2 separate regions of the Homo sapiens genome follow, and region 1 is linked to region 2. Evidence: chromatin contacts called from ENCODE Hi-C data. All regions are on one chromosome and are shown on one strand. Each heading gives the region's core, a stretch centred on a gene start or an enhancer-like site at or near the end of the contact. The rest is flanking DNA. Distances are from core to core; before and after follow the strand shown. Region 1 has its middle 55 kb from the start of AGR3. Region 2 holds the start of CRPPA (CDP-L-ribitol pyrophosphorylase A).

Evidence for each region. Hi-C counts contacts between places; a loop is a spot of excess contacts on that map. Pooled maps may share reads with other maps.
Region 1: a loop to region 2 is called in a pooled map, with 2.9 times the contacts of the local background. The contact joins the enhancer-like site here to the promoter of CRPPA in region 2. A Hi-C loop is called at or near these places in 2 of 37 single-sample maps with no recorded cell type and 3 of 50 pooled maps.

Annotation. Positions count from the first base shown.
Region 1 is chr7:16,934,075-16,940,285 of GRCh38, reverse strand. No RefSeq gene overlaps it. Among named protein-coding and RNA genes, the nearest start is that of AGR3, 55 kb to the right of the region's middle. Within about 2 kb of position 4,830, at least 6 of the 41 ENCODE cell types and tissues checked have a DNase peak (open chromatin) inside an H3K27ac peak, as active enhancers do.
Region 2 is chr7:16,420,288-16,427,156 of GRCh38, reverse strand. It overlaps CRPPA (CDP-L-ribitol pyrophosphorylase A), which reads left to right and starts at 5,619. Exons shown (of 10, transcript NM_001101426.4): 1 at 5,619-6,091. The coding sequence starts at 5,835. It overlaps LOC105375168 (a long non-coding RNA gene), which reads right to left and starts at 6,471. Exons shown (of 5, transcript XR_007060223.1): 1 at 6,175-6,471; 2 at 4,120-4,177. RefSeq lists silencers at 5,809-5,948, 5,969-6,028.

The DNA.
Region 1 (6,211 bases), core at 3,581-6,080, 510 kb before region 2:
AGCAAGAGCAAGAGAGAGAGCAAGCGAGGTGCCACACACTTTTAAACAGCCAGATCTCATGAGAAGTCACAAACTATCATGAGGACAGCACCAAGGAGACGGTGCTAAACCATTCATGAGAAATTCACTCCCATAATCCAACCTCCTCCCACCAGGTCCCACCTCCAATACTGGGGATTACAATTCAACATGAGACTTGGACTGAGATGCATATCCAAACTATATCACCAGGGATCGGTACAATGGTCTTATCACTGCGTTCATTACATTTACTTTTCCTTGCATCTTGAATCCTTCCTGCACAATATGACTAAACCCATTTTTACTAAAACATAATTTTCCTTTTTCAATTATTTTCTGAAATACCCACTACTCTACCTAAATGTTATCAGTCTTAGATATTCACAGTGCCCCTCCTGAGTAAACCTGCAGTAAAGAAGCTTATTTAGATATGTTTAACCAGCATTTCCTAAACTTATTCGGACTTGGAACTTTTCTTTGTTGTGTGCTTTGAGAAAGAGAGTCTTTTCCGTTTAGCTTAGTTTCATGGATCCCAGTAGCTTTACTTGCTTGGAATAGAGAAGGCAAAAATCAACCAAAGCTGTCTTACTTAAACGGAAAACAAAATTAAGTACATCATATTAGCATAGATGTGGGCATATACATCCTTTTGCTACTTTTCTCTGCATTATTATTTAACTCTTTTTATGAATTAATACACGCTTGCTATTAAGACAATTCAGGCACACATATTTCAACTAGTGATTCCCCATTAAACTTCCTTCCCCAGATGCCTTCAGATGATATCTGCTATGATTGGGCACATTGGGATCTTGGTCCTATCCCCTTTGCTTGAAATAGAGTTACAAGTCCTATTCATGCATGTCTTCCTGAAAACAAACAGCAGGAGAGGCAGAGCTCAGCAACAGCACATCACTGACAGTGACTCACCTGCCACAGGTGAGGGGCCCCATAGCATGATGCAAAAGGTAGATACAGCAACTAGTGAGAATCATTTCCAACACTAATGAAAAACAAAATCTTAGTAACTTTAATTCAAATAGAATGAAGTAGTTTTGATAATCCTTCAGAGTATGAATATCACTAAAGAGGTAAATTTCCTTGAATTTTTTTTTGCTATGAGCAATATCCTTACTTGAAGATTGTGATTAAAAAAAAGAACAGCCTTTTTAATTTTTTTATTAAAACAATACATGTGTATGGTTAAAAAAATCAAGCACTATAAAAGGATCTTAAAATGAAAAGCAAAAATATTGAGCCCAACCTCTACCCACCCACTCCCACCACTTCCTACTTCTGTTTCTGTTTTTATTTCTCATACTGGTTATCTCTTCTACTCAAAAGAATATACCTACAGCATAATTTCTTAAGTATTCAAGGTGTTATCTATTCACTCTGCTCTAAGAAATAGAATTATCATTTTTGGTTGTGTTTTAGTTAATTACACTCCTATATGTTTATAGTATATTTAAATATTTTGTTATTGCATTTACTTTAAACGATGTTAATATTTATGCTTTGTACTAAGGCTACTATTTATGTCTTCCATATTTTGCCTATAGGTCCATTCTAAAAATTGAAAACAAATTTACTATTATCTTTAATAGGGGATTTTGCTTATAGGTACTCCACATATATCCTTAATCTGTTCTAAACTCTGCCCACTCTTGTAGGAGCGGGACGCCTCAAACCACATTTCCTCATCAAAGCATAAGGGCCTTTTCCTTCAGCCATTTACTAAGGCTGTTTTTACCAGCAACCAGATGTTCACCAATCAGTTGTACCCAATTCCCTAATTCACTTCTGGATTGTGATTCCACTTCTGGAATCACTTCTTGGAGCCATCCAAAATGGTGCTCCTATTACTACATTTTGCTTGGCCATGTTATGTGTAAGTTCACATCCTACCTTAAGATCTGCAGTTTTGCAAATCCCTCTGTATTTAGCAAATTTATTTTCTACCTTGATAGCTCAGTGTATTTTTCTCACAAAATAAAGGTATTCCAGTCCCTTAAGTATAGATTATAATATTGTAGCTAGAGGGTTCTAGAATCAATTTAAGAGTCATCCAATGAGATGCACTTCGATAAATGTTAGAAGCCAGAGCGGGAGTGAAGTTATTCTTTCCCAGGCAGAGATAGCAGCAGGCACACCTGGAGTGCAGAAACATGAGTGTTTGCGGCAGCCAGCTAGCTAGATTCTATGTCCCCTGCCAGTCCCTGCCCCAGGGCCAGCAGAGTGCCTTGTGACTTCTGTGAGGATTTCCTGCAGCTTTCTTCCCTAGGAGACAGTTGAAGCTGCCAAACCTCTAAGTCCAAATTGTAAAAGTGGGACCAAAGATCCTACTGGCGGTGCCGTAATCTTCACCCTTCAGCCCCTTCGATGATTATGTAAGTACCTCATCCCCTGCCATAAAATTCATTCTCCTTAAAAGACTATTCAGTGTTTTTTCCACACTGAAACCTGACTGGTACTTGTTTATAAATATTTCCTTCACAGAAGAGCCAAGTAACGTGTTAGGAGTACATTCCTTCTTTGTAGGTCCAATGGCATTACCTCTATGCCATGCAAAAGAAAACATTCACTTACCCCACATCCCTTGCTCAGCATCATGCCCCATTTACGATTCCCTCACACTTGACCCACAGCTTTGCTTTTTATGGAGCTGAACTTTTTATTTTCTTGTTGATGGAAACTAACATACGCTTTTGTCACTGTATCTTTAACCATCCAGCATCTTAACTATATACATTTAAAATTTCTCCTTTAAAATGCTATGACTTACTCTTTGGAACTATAGTTTTTCAGATCTGCTAATACAACTGCTATCCTAAAATTAACACAAACCAAACTCCTGGATTAGTGCCACTGTTTATTATACTCCTTGGATTCATCTTGCTTTCTTTCTTTTCTCTCTTTCTTTCCTTAGCACATATTTTCAAGTAAATTCTTCCAAACATAGGTACATGAAAATTACACTTTCTAAGTCCCTGTGTTTCTGACACATTTTAGTTTGCCTTCCCACTTGATTAATAGTTTTGCTGAGTATACAATTCTAGGTTCAATCCATTTTTCCTCAGAGCTTTTACGCATTAATCTGTTGTTTTCTGGTGTTCAGGATTCCTATGCTGTTGCGATTCTTCCTAATATGTAGAAAGCATTTTCCCTCTCTAGAAGTGTATAAGACCTCTTTATCCTTAGTGCAGGAAATTTTACAAATGTGAATCCAAGTGTTTCTCCTCTTCCTTTGCTCTGGTTGTCAGCAGCTTTTTTACTCTGAAGCCTCAGTTCTCTCTTTAGCTGTGGGAAATTTGCCTTTCTTTTCTTTTGATTTTCACCCCCCGTTTTTCTTTGTTTTCCATTTCTGGACCCTCCATGTTGTAACTCTTAACATTGACTTGTCTCTGTTTTTTCTTTCTAGTTACCTTTACTTCCCTCATTGCTTTATTTTCTAAGAAATTTCATCAGCATTATCTACAAACTCTTCTACAGAATATTTTACTTCAGTAAAGGCATATTTAATGTCTACAAGTTTGTTCTTGTCCTCTAACATTTTATAGTTTCCTAATTTTTTTGTATGACATTATCCTCTGTTTACTGAATTATCTCTGTTTCTATTGGAATGTGTTCTTTTTATCGGTTTTTCTCTTTTATGGTATTGGTGTTCTTCATATATTTTGGATGTTTTCTAAATTTAGAATGACATCTCATATTATGTTGCCAAGTAGCTGGTAGGTTTTCTCTACTCAGTAGGTGTTGAATTCCTTTTCTTGGGTATACAAATATTAGCATTTAGATTTTACCTCTACTACTTTTCTCTCTGTATAAATCTATGTACCTGAGCACGACTTGGAACTGGCTGGCTTTGGTTGGGTCTTCAGGTAGGAAATCTTTGGGTGAGGAAGGCCTCCCAATGCCAGAATGGAGAGGGGTTTAATTTAGGGCCAGAGGACCCACACTGGGAGTCTTACATTTTAGAAGAGGAACCTCATAGTTTTTCTCTATGCTCTGAACACAATGACAGGAGAGGGAGAGGGTCAGGGAATACAGGAAGCTGATGTTTGTAGACAAAATGGAGATCTACCCAGTGAGGGCTCCTAGAGGGGGCTTGGCTTAGAGATAAAACCACACCAAGAGAACTGGAGGCAATATCAGACATCCTCAGTTTGAAAAAATAATAATAATAAGGAAAGAAAAACAGGAAAAAGAACCAGCCTAGGCAACATAGTGAGATCCCATCTCTACATTAAAAAGAAAAAAATTTGCCAGGAGTGGTGGAAAACACCTATGGTCTTAGCTACTTGGGAGGCCGAGGCAGGAGGATTCCTTGAGCTCAGGAGTTTGAGGCTGCAGTGAGCTATGATTGTGCCACTGCACTGCAGCCTAGGCAACAGAGTGAGACCCTTGCTTTACATAAAATAAAAAATAAAACACAGGAAAAGGGAAAGTAGCACCCCAAAGGAATAAAATACACTGAAATGCTCAACCATTTTAAATACTCAGTAAATGCTTGTTGAACACACTCTGTAAATTTAGAGTTATTCAACTGCTGTGTATTCTTTAACTTGATTATTTCATTGTCTACAGATGAGTAATTCTTCATATCTTGTCTACATCTCTCTAAATAGAGCACTTTCTTCCTGCTCCCTGCCTCTCAAGAGACTAAGCATAGGTAAAGTGTAGCCTAAATATGTCCTTACCTGCTGGCATGACCTTGGCACCTGGGAGAGGCAGAATCTTGGCACAGTTAACATTTACATCATCACAGCCCTTACAAGGCTGAACTCTATAAGGAAGTTACAAAAATCAGAGCTAGCCTGAGACTGCTCCTAATTCTGATCATGTTGTGAGTATGTGCATTATTCACATGGTGTCGTTTGGAATTGTTGTAACTTAGCATATAAATTCATTACTTGATTTTTATAATCTTTTATATACACAGGAGGTCTCCGTATTATATTTCCATTTTAAATATATGTCCTTATTGCTTTGCTTACTCTTTAGTCCCTGGGAAATATGATGGATTTTTTATTTTTAATTTTTTTTTTTTTACAAAGTCAAGTTTTCACAAAGTGTGGTCTGTGAGTCAAACACTCAGCGGTGCTTGGTAATAGCGAGTCATCTGGGTGTTACTCCAAACCCAAGCAATTAAAAGTAGGCCTCCCAGGCATCTGCATTTTAACGTGTTCCCCCTTGGTGACAACTGGATCTTGAATATTTGTACATAAGTAAGTACTGTCAGAGATGCAAAATAAATGCCTTGAGCCACCCATGTGCTGGGGGGAGAGGACACTGGGAGGAAGACCCCACTCCATTTCCTTGTCAAATGCAGAGGGAGTGGTGTGGCAGCTGCACACCCTGGCGGATGGAGTGCCTTAGGCCCCTTGAGCGGAGTTACCACTATGGGAGTGTAATCTTGAAGTAGCCCATGGGTTTAAGGGTTGGGTCCAAGTTTTGTCAAGAATATGCCTTAATTAGGGAGTCATTGTTTTCCTTTATAACCTTACTGTAGGATGAACACACACACACACACACACACACACACACACACACACAAAGGGCAAAATCCATTCCTCCCTGCCAGATGGGTTAGCATCCAATGTTTTCTAGAAGGGGCATGGGTGGTTCAGGACTGCAAGTGTACATCCATAGGGAGAATTAATTCACCACACATAAAGGTGAGAAAATCCTCCACAGGATAATGTATATTCGCATTTTTGTTTATCAGAAAATGTTGATTTTCTTCCTTAAGCAGAAAACAAGTTTGTTTTGATGAAGATCTTTATGACTATTGAAGTGTAAACATGCATAAACAACATGCAGCACCACCTTCCCAGCCAAGAGTGCAGCACATCCTCTTACCTTCACACTCGAAAAAGGGATCAACAAAAGTGATAGGTTATTTTAAGGTAGAATCAAATGTGACCGGACATTTTAGTATTTCAACAACAGCTTTATAAATAACTTAAAAGCAGCGGACTCCATAATGGGGAGGGATTCTGATAAAACAAAAATAATATTTTCAAATTTTAACAAAGTGTGAGTATGCTGTCGGTACTTAGCTACACACATTATGGATGGGGGAAGGGAGGAATTACCCTTAGGTAGGGGCACCAGGAGAAAGAGGAAGCTGGATATCAAAAAGGGAAGCAGCTCAGAAGGAATAAAAAGGGTGTGGGAAGAGGTAGTG
Region 2 (6,869 bases), core at 4,370-6,869:
CTGTGCATACTAAAAAGTAAAGACAACGGCAGGAACTAATAAGTGATTATAGCAGTGCTGTAGGATCCAAGGTTAATACAAAAAAGTCAGTCATTTTCTATATACCAGTAATGAACAAGTGGAATTTGAAATTAAAAACACAGTATTATTTACATTAACCCCCCCATGAAATCCTTAGGTGTACATTTAAGACAACATGTACAAGATCCATATGAGAAAAAGTACAAAACTGATGAAAGATATCACAAAAGAACTAAGTAAAGATGTTCCATGTTTGTGGGTAGAAAGACTCAATGTTGTCAAGATGTCAGTTCTTCCAAAATTAATCTATAAATTCAATGCAATCCCAATCAAAATACCAGCAAGTTATTTTGTGGACATTGACAAACTGATTTTTAAGTTTATATGGAGAGGCAAGAGACCCAGAATAGCCAACACGATATTGAAGAAGAACAAAGTTGGAAGACAGACACTACTGGATCTCAAGACATATAAAAAGCTACAGTAATCAGGACAGTGTGGTATTGACTAAAGGATGTACAAATGAATCAATGGAACATTATAAAGAAACCAGAATTAGACTCAAATAAATACAGTCAACTGATCTTTGACAAAGGAGCAAAGGCAACAAAATGAAGCGAAGACAGTCTTTTCAACAAATGTTGCTGCAACAACTGCATATCTACATGCAAAAACAACAAATAATCTAGACAAACCTTATACCCTTTACAAAATTAACTCAAAACTCACTGACCTAAATGAATCACCGACCTAAAAAAACCCACAAAACTATAAAACTCCTAATAGATAGCATAGCAGAAAACCTAGGTGATCATTTTTTAAAAGCACCACCAAAGGCATGATCCATGAAAAACAATTGATAAGCTGGACTTCATTATCACTAAAAATTTCTGCTCTGCAAAAGACACTGTTGAGAATAAGAAGACAAGCCACAGAGAAAATATTTGCCAAAGTAATATCAGATAAAAAATTGTTCTTCAAAATAAACAAAGAACTCTCAAAACTGAACAATAAAAACACAAATGACCCAACTAAAAAGTGGGCCAAAGACTCTGACACCTCACCAAATATGATACACATGACAAATACGCATATGAACAATGCTCAACATCATATGTCATCAAATAAATACAAATTAAATCAACACTGAGATACCACTACACACCTATTAGAATGGCCAACATCCAGAACACTGACACACCAAATGCTGGTGAGGATGTGAAGCAACAGAAACTCTCATTCATTGCTGGTGGGAATGCAAAATGGTATACCTATTTTGGAGGACCGTTTGGCCGTTTCTTACAAAACTGACCATACTTTTGCCCGTGCAATTCAGCAATCTTTCTCCTTGGTATTTACCCAAAGGAATTGAAAATTTTTGTACACATAAAAACCTGCACAGAGGAACAGAAAACCAAACACCGCATGTTCTCACTTATAAGTGAGAGCTGAATAATCAGAACACGGGGAGGGGAACCACACCGGGACCTGTAGGGAGATGGGGAGTGGGGAGGGAGAACATTAGGAAAAATAGCTAATGCATGCTGGGTTTAATACCTAGGTCAAGGGTTGATAGGTACAGCAAACCACCATGGCATACGTTTACCTTTGTAACAAACCTGCACATCCTGCACATGTACCCCAGAACTTAAAATAAAATTAAAAAAAACCCTACACAGAGATGTTTATTACAGCTTAATCATAATTGCCAAAACTTGGAAGCAAACAAGATGTCTTTCAGTAGGTGAGTGAATAAATACATCACAGTACATCCAGAAAAAAAAAAAAAATCAGTGTTAAAGAGAAAGAAGCTGTCAAGCCATGAAAAGATATGGAGAAAACTTAAATGCATATTACTAAGTGAAAGAAGCCAATCTGAAAAGAATACTGTATGGTTCCAACTATATGATGTTCTGGAAAAGGCAAAAGCATGGAGGCAGTAAAAAGATAATTGGATGCCAGGGATTGGGCAGGGATTAGAGGAGAGGAAGGCATGAATAGACAGAGGATAGAGGATTTTAGGGCAGTGAAATTACTCTGCATGATACTGTAATGGTGGATACACATCACTGTAAATTTATCAATCCTATAGAATGAATGTACAACACCAAGTGTGAACTCTAACGTAAACTAGGGACTGTGGGTTATAATGATGTGTCACTGTAGGTTCATCAGTTGTAACCAATGTACCACTCTGGTGGGAGATGTTAATAATGTGGGAGGCTATGTATGTGTGGGGCAGGGAGCTATTGGAAATTTTTGTACCTTTCTCTCAATTTTGCTGTGAACCTAAAACTACACTTAGTCTACTTTAAAAAATTAAAGGCATGCCAAAGCCAGGTTATGAAATCGTGGTATACATTTAACAAAGTTATGCTTTAAACATTTATAATACATTTTTAAATTCACAAGACAAAGGATTTATTTTAAAAGTCAATACTGGGGTTCTAGTAACGAGACATAAAGTTGAATGAACAGTGCCTTATTTTTTCAATCATATTACTGCATTTCTAACTACGTATAACTTCATTTGCAGATTATAGTCCAAATGAGAATCTTCCTCAGTGTGAAGCCTGTATTAGTTTCCTCTTGCTGCTATAATAAATTACCACAGATTTAGCAGCTTAAAACAACTCAAGTATGTTATCTTACAGTTCTGGATATCAGAAATCTGAAAATGGGGTGGCAGGGCTATATTATTCTGCAGGCTCTAAGAGAAAAACCTGTTTCCTTGCCTTTTCCAGCTTTTAGAGGTTGCCTACATTCCCACCCCTCTGCACTCTGATGGCTGCTTCCATCCTCATACCTCCTTCTCTAACTCTGACCTCTCTCCTATAAGGATGCCAGAGATTACACAGGGCCCACCTGGATAATCCAGGCTACTCCCCTCCATCTTGAGATCCTTCACTTAATCACATCTGCAATGTCTCTTTAGCAGTGTAAGGTAACATATTCATAGCTTCTGGAGATAAGAGCATGGGCATCTTTGGGGAGTCATTATTTTGCCTACTTGGAAGCTCAAAATGGAAACCACTCCAGGAACTTCCAACTCTGCATGCTCTGCCTCATGATTCAGTTGGGGTTTATTTTTTCTAAACTCTTCAAGTGATATCTTAGAATTGTTATTACCAATGGGTCCCAGAGGAGTTCACTTTTCAGGGTATGTACTTTCACATGCCTGATGCAGAGAAGATATTCTCATATTGTGGCTGCTATAACTTGGTATTAAGTAACAAGGAAGCTACATCTGTTACCCCAAAGTATGCAAAACATGGAACTAATTATATTTATATAAAAAGGACAGAGAGAAAAATGTTGCTTCATACTACGTATATGAATGAATACTTTAATGTGCCCTTTTTTCTCTACAAGTTGGTCTGCTAGACATTGTTAATATACAGTATATAAGATCTAAGGATCTAAGGATTCATGGAAGATCTAAATTGATATATCTGCTCTAAGAACAAAACTAAGATTCTAGTTAAAATTTGTCAATGTTTAATTATATAAAATTATTCTATAGCAATTAGTATAACAAGAGCTTTATTACTCTACTTTTCTTCACTCAAGATTAAGTAAAGGAAGAATACCTTTATAACAACTCCACCTTTAGATTAAAAAGGGAGGTTTAAAGATCAATATTAATAGAAATACTAATTCGATTTGCCTTCCTGCTCTCATAGATAGACTCATTTATTTATCCACCCAGTTAGTCAACAGATATTTAAATGCTTGATACAGGTGTGGTAGTGGCGCTATGAAGTCAAGTATTGTGCCAAACTTGTTTAATATAGTTGCTGCCTGGGCATCCATTTTTAGGCCTGATATAAGCTGTTTGAAACCCAGTTGTATCACGTCACCTGTGGCCTACTTAAAACTTCCCCTCCCTGTGATATAGAACACTTATTCCTCATTCCATGACCAAAAACCCAACAGCTGCTAACCATGATAAAACCCAATGGTCAACACCAGAGTCAAGTTCTCCCTTTGCTGGTGTTTTCTTTAAACTAGTCAATCCACAACCCCCTCTGGAAAGCCTAAGGGATAAAGCCTTTGGACCTTAACACAGCCCCACAGGTCCTCTCTCTTGCACCCCACCTGCTGGTTGGGAGTCCTGTTATCTCCAGACTTCCATCAGGCTTATTCTCTGGTGAATCTGTAAGTAATAAAATGCGCCTGTTATTTCACATGTTTTGTGTGCTGCCTCCTCTGGCGTCTCACCTGCACACCAGAACCTAGCTTTCCTCTCTGGGCCAGGGCTCTCCTGAAGAGTGGCTGTTCTGGCTTATGGCCACTCGTAAGAGAGAGACCTCGAGATCAAATTAGAAAGGAACGATAGCAATAAAAATTACAAGGAAGTATATTATGGCACCCACTTTTCAGTTAAGAAACCAACTAGCACAGGACCTAAATGCTAATTATAATAAAAGTAACAAAAGTGAAAGAATGCCTTCAATAAGACTAAACAAAAAGGAAAAGCAGAAAACATATTTTTATATGCTCTCAAGAAAACAGGTAAAAATAAAAATTGTAATACTACAACTAGATAACATTTCCAGTGTTTAAAAAGATTATTTTTTATTAATCATAAGCCACTGGATTAAGACTGAATTACTGATGATTATACACTTTAATGATCATTAATCTATTTAATCAGCAATTCATTCAATACATATTAAGCTTGTGTTACATTCCAGGAGCTGGGCACACACACACAACCCAAGCCAAAAGAAAAATGTTGCTGCTTGCATGGAGTTTACATTCCAGGGACCTAATACAATAGTGCTCTCCTCCAAATTCTCACTATACTTTCATGGTAAACCTCACCAGCAACAAGAGTACTAAATAAGGTAAGATATGCTTTAGGCCTGGAATTCTTCAACTTTGGCCTACTTCTGTATGAGGGCCTTAAGGCTCCTCTGCCATTAGTTGTGCAATCTTACATAAATTAACCATTTTAACGTCTTTTCCCCTTTGTAAAAAGGGAAATGGCAATAGTTGAGTTCTTCTGGGGACTAAATGACATAAGGTGTATCGATTGTTCAGCAATTAGTATTGCTTTGACCCTATGGTTCCAAAACATGCCTGCTCATCAGAATCACCCGAGGATCTTTAAAAACATTCCAAAGTCCGGTGCTCACCAGACCAATTAAATCCCAATCTCTGAGCGTGTCAGGACACGCTCCCCAGGTGGTTCCAAAGTGCAGACAAGTTTGAGAGCCACCACAGTTTGGATTATTGATGTGCCACAATAACACTTGCTAATCCATCTGTCTTTACCCCAGGTGGAACCAGGAAGCCTCCAGAGCTTAATGGAATTCAGATAATCGAGGTGCATACGCACCCTACGTCCCATCCTGTGACTTGAATCCCAATCTCTTCCGAAATTTTAAAGCAGGGAGGGATGGGACAGAGGCCTGACCTCTCCTGCATACTCATGGCCCTTGAGTATCTGCGATCTTTAGATATGTAGGGCGTTCTGACATTTCCACTTGCGGCGACAGCTGGGCCTGCCCGGGGGAAGCGCAGAGCGGGCAAGTCAGCCCTCCCGCAGGCGCTGGGACCGGGTGCGGAGGCCGCAGCCGAGCCGCGAGGGCAGATCGGCAGCCTCAGCTGCTGCCGTAGCTGTCGGGATCGTCCCCTGCGGGGCAGCAACAGCGGGGCTCCGACGGCTGAGGGGGGCGCCTTCTGCTTGCGCGCTCTGCGTCCCTCTCCGTGGTCTGCCCTTCGCCCCGCGACCCCGGCCGAGGGTGGGAGCAGCGCGGGGTCGCATCGGCCCGAGGCTAGCGGGGCTCGCCGTTCCGCCCGCAGCCATGGAGGCCGGGCCGCCGGGCAGCGCCAGGCCGGCGGAGCCGGGTCCTTGCCTGAGTGGTCAGCGCGGCGCGGACCACACGGCTTCCGCCTCCCTGCAGAGCGTGGCCGGGACCGAGCCCGGGCGCCACCCGCAAGCCGTGGCAGCTGTGTTGCCTGCCGGGGGGTGCGGGGAGAGGATGGGGGTCCCCACCCCGAAGCAATTCTGCCCCATCCTGGAGAGGCCGCTCATCAGCTACACCCTACAGGCCCTGGAGAGGTAATGCGGCGCCGGGCGCGCCCCGCGGTTCCCTGGGGCCCGGCCTCCCGCTCCCCGCCCTGCCGCTGCTCTAGCGCTAGCACCTTCACTTGGGGGACTGCCGGGCCGCGCTCAGTTATTCAAGCTTGAGCTCTGTTCCCTCCCGCATTTCAGAGATGGGAAGTTCTGGCCTTTAACAGATGGGCACGAAAGCTGCAGCTCCCCCACAGAGCCCTTTACGTCCCCAAGCAGATGAGGTTGTGGGGAAGGCCCGTCGTGTGGCGCCGATTAGAGAGTGCATGGGTTGGGACTAGGCGATTTGGGGTTCTAGCTGTGGGGCCTGAGGAGAAGCTGTGCGGATAGTCTCGCGGTCCTGGGGCTCTGCCTCCGCGCATGCGTGGATTGAGTTGTACGTGCACACTGAAGTTTCCAGGGCGTGTGTTCGTTTTTTTCATTCATTTACTGAGCACCTTCTGTGAGACAGGCTGCGCTAATTACTAGGTGCTGCAGGAGGGGAGAGGAGCAGAATTTAATAACCTTTCAATGGTGGAAAGGGCTTTAAGCCTGAATTTGAGGTCATACCCCCTTTATCTTAGAAAGGGCACTGAAGTTAACTAGTTGGGGAAATGAAGGAGACAGGGAATGGGATAAGGAGGACTAGGGGAACAGTCGTGAGGAGCTGAGGAAGTGAAATGAAGGGGTATGTTATAATATTAACTTACTTTGCTTTTAGCACTGAGTAATGAGGTGGAGCTTGGGGCGAGGGTGCAGGGGTGGGAAGCAGCGGCATTACAAATAT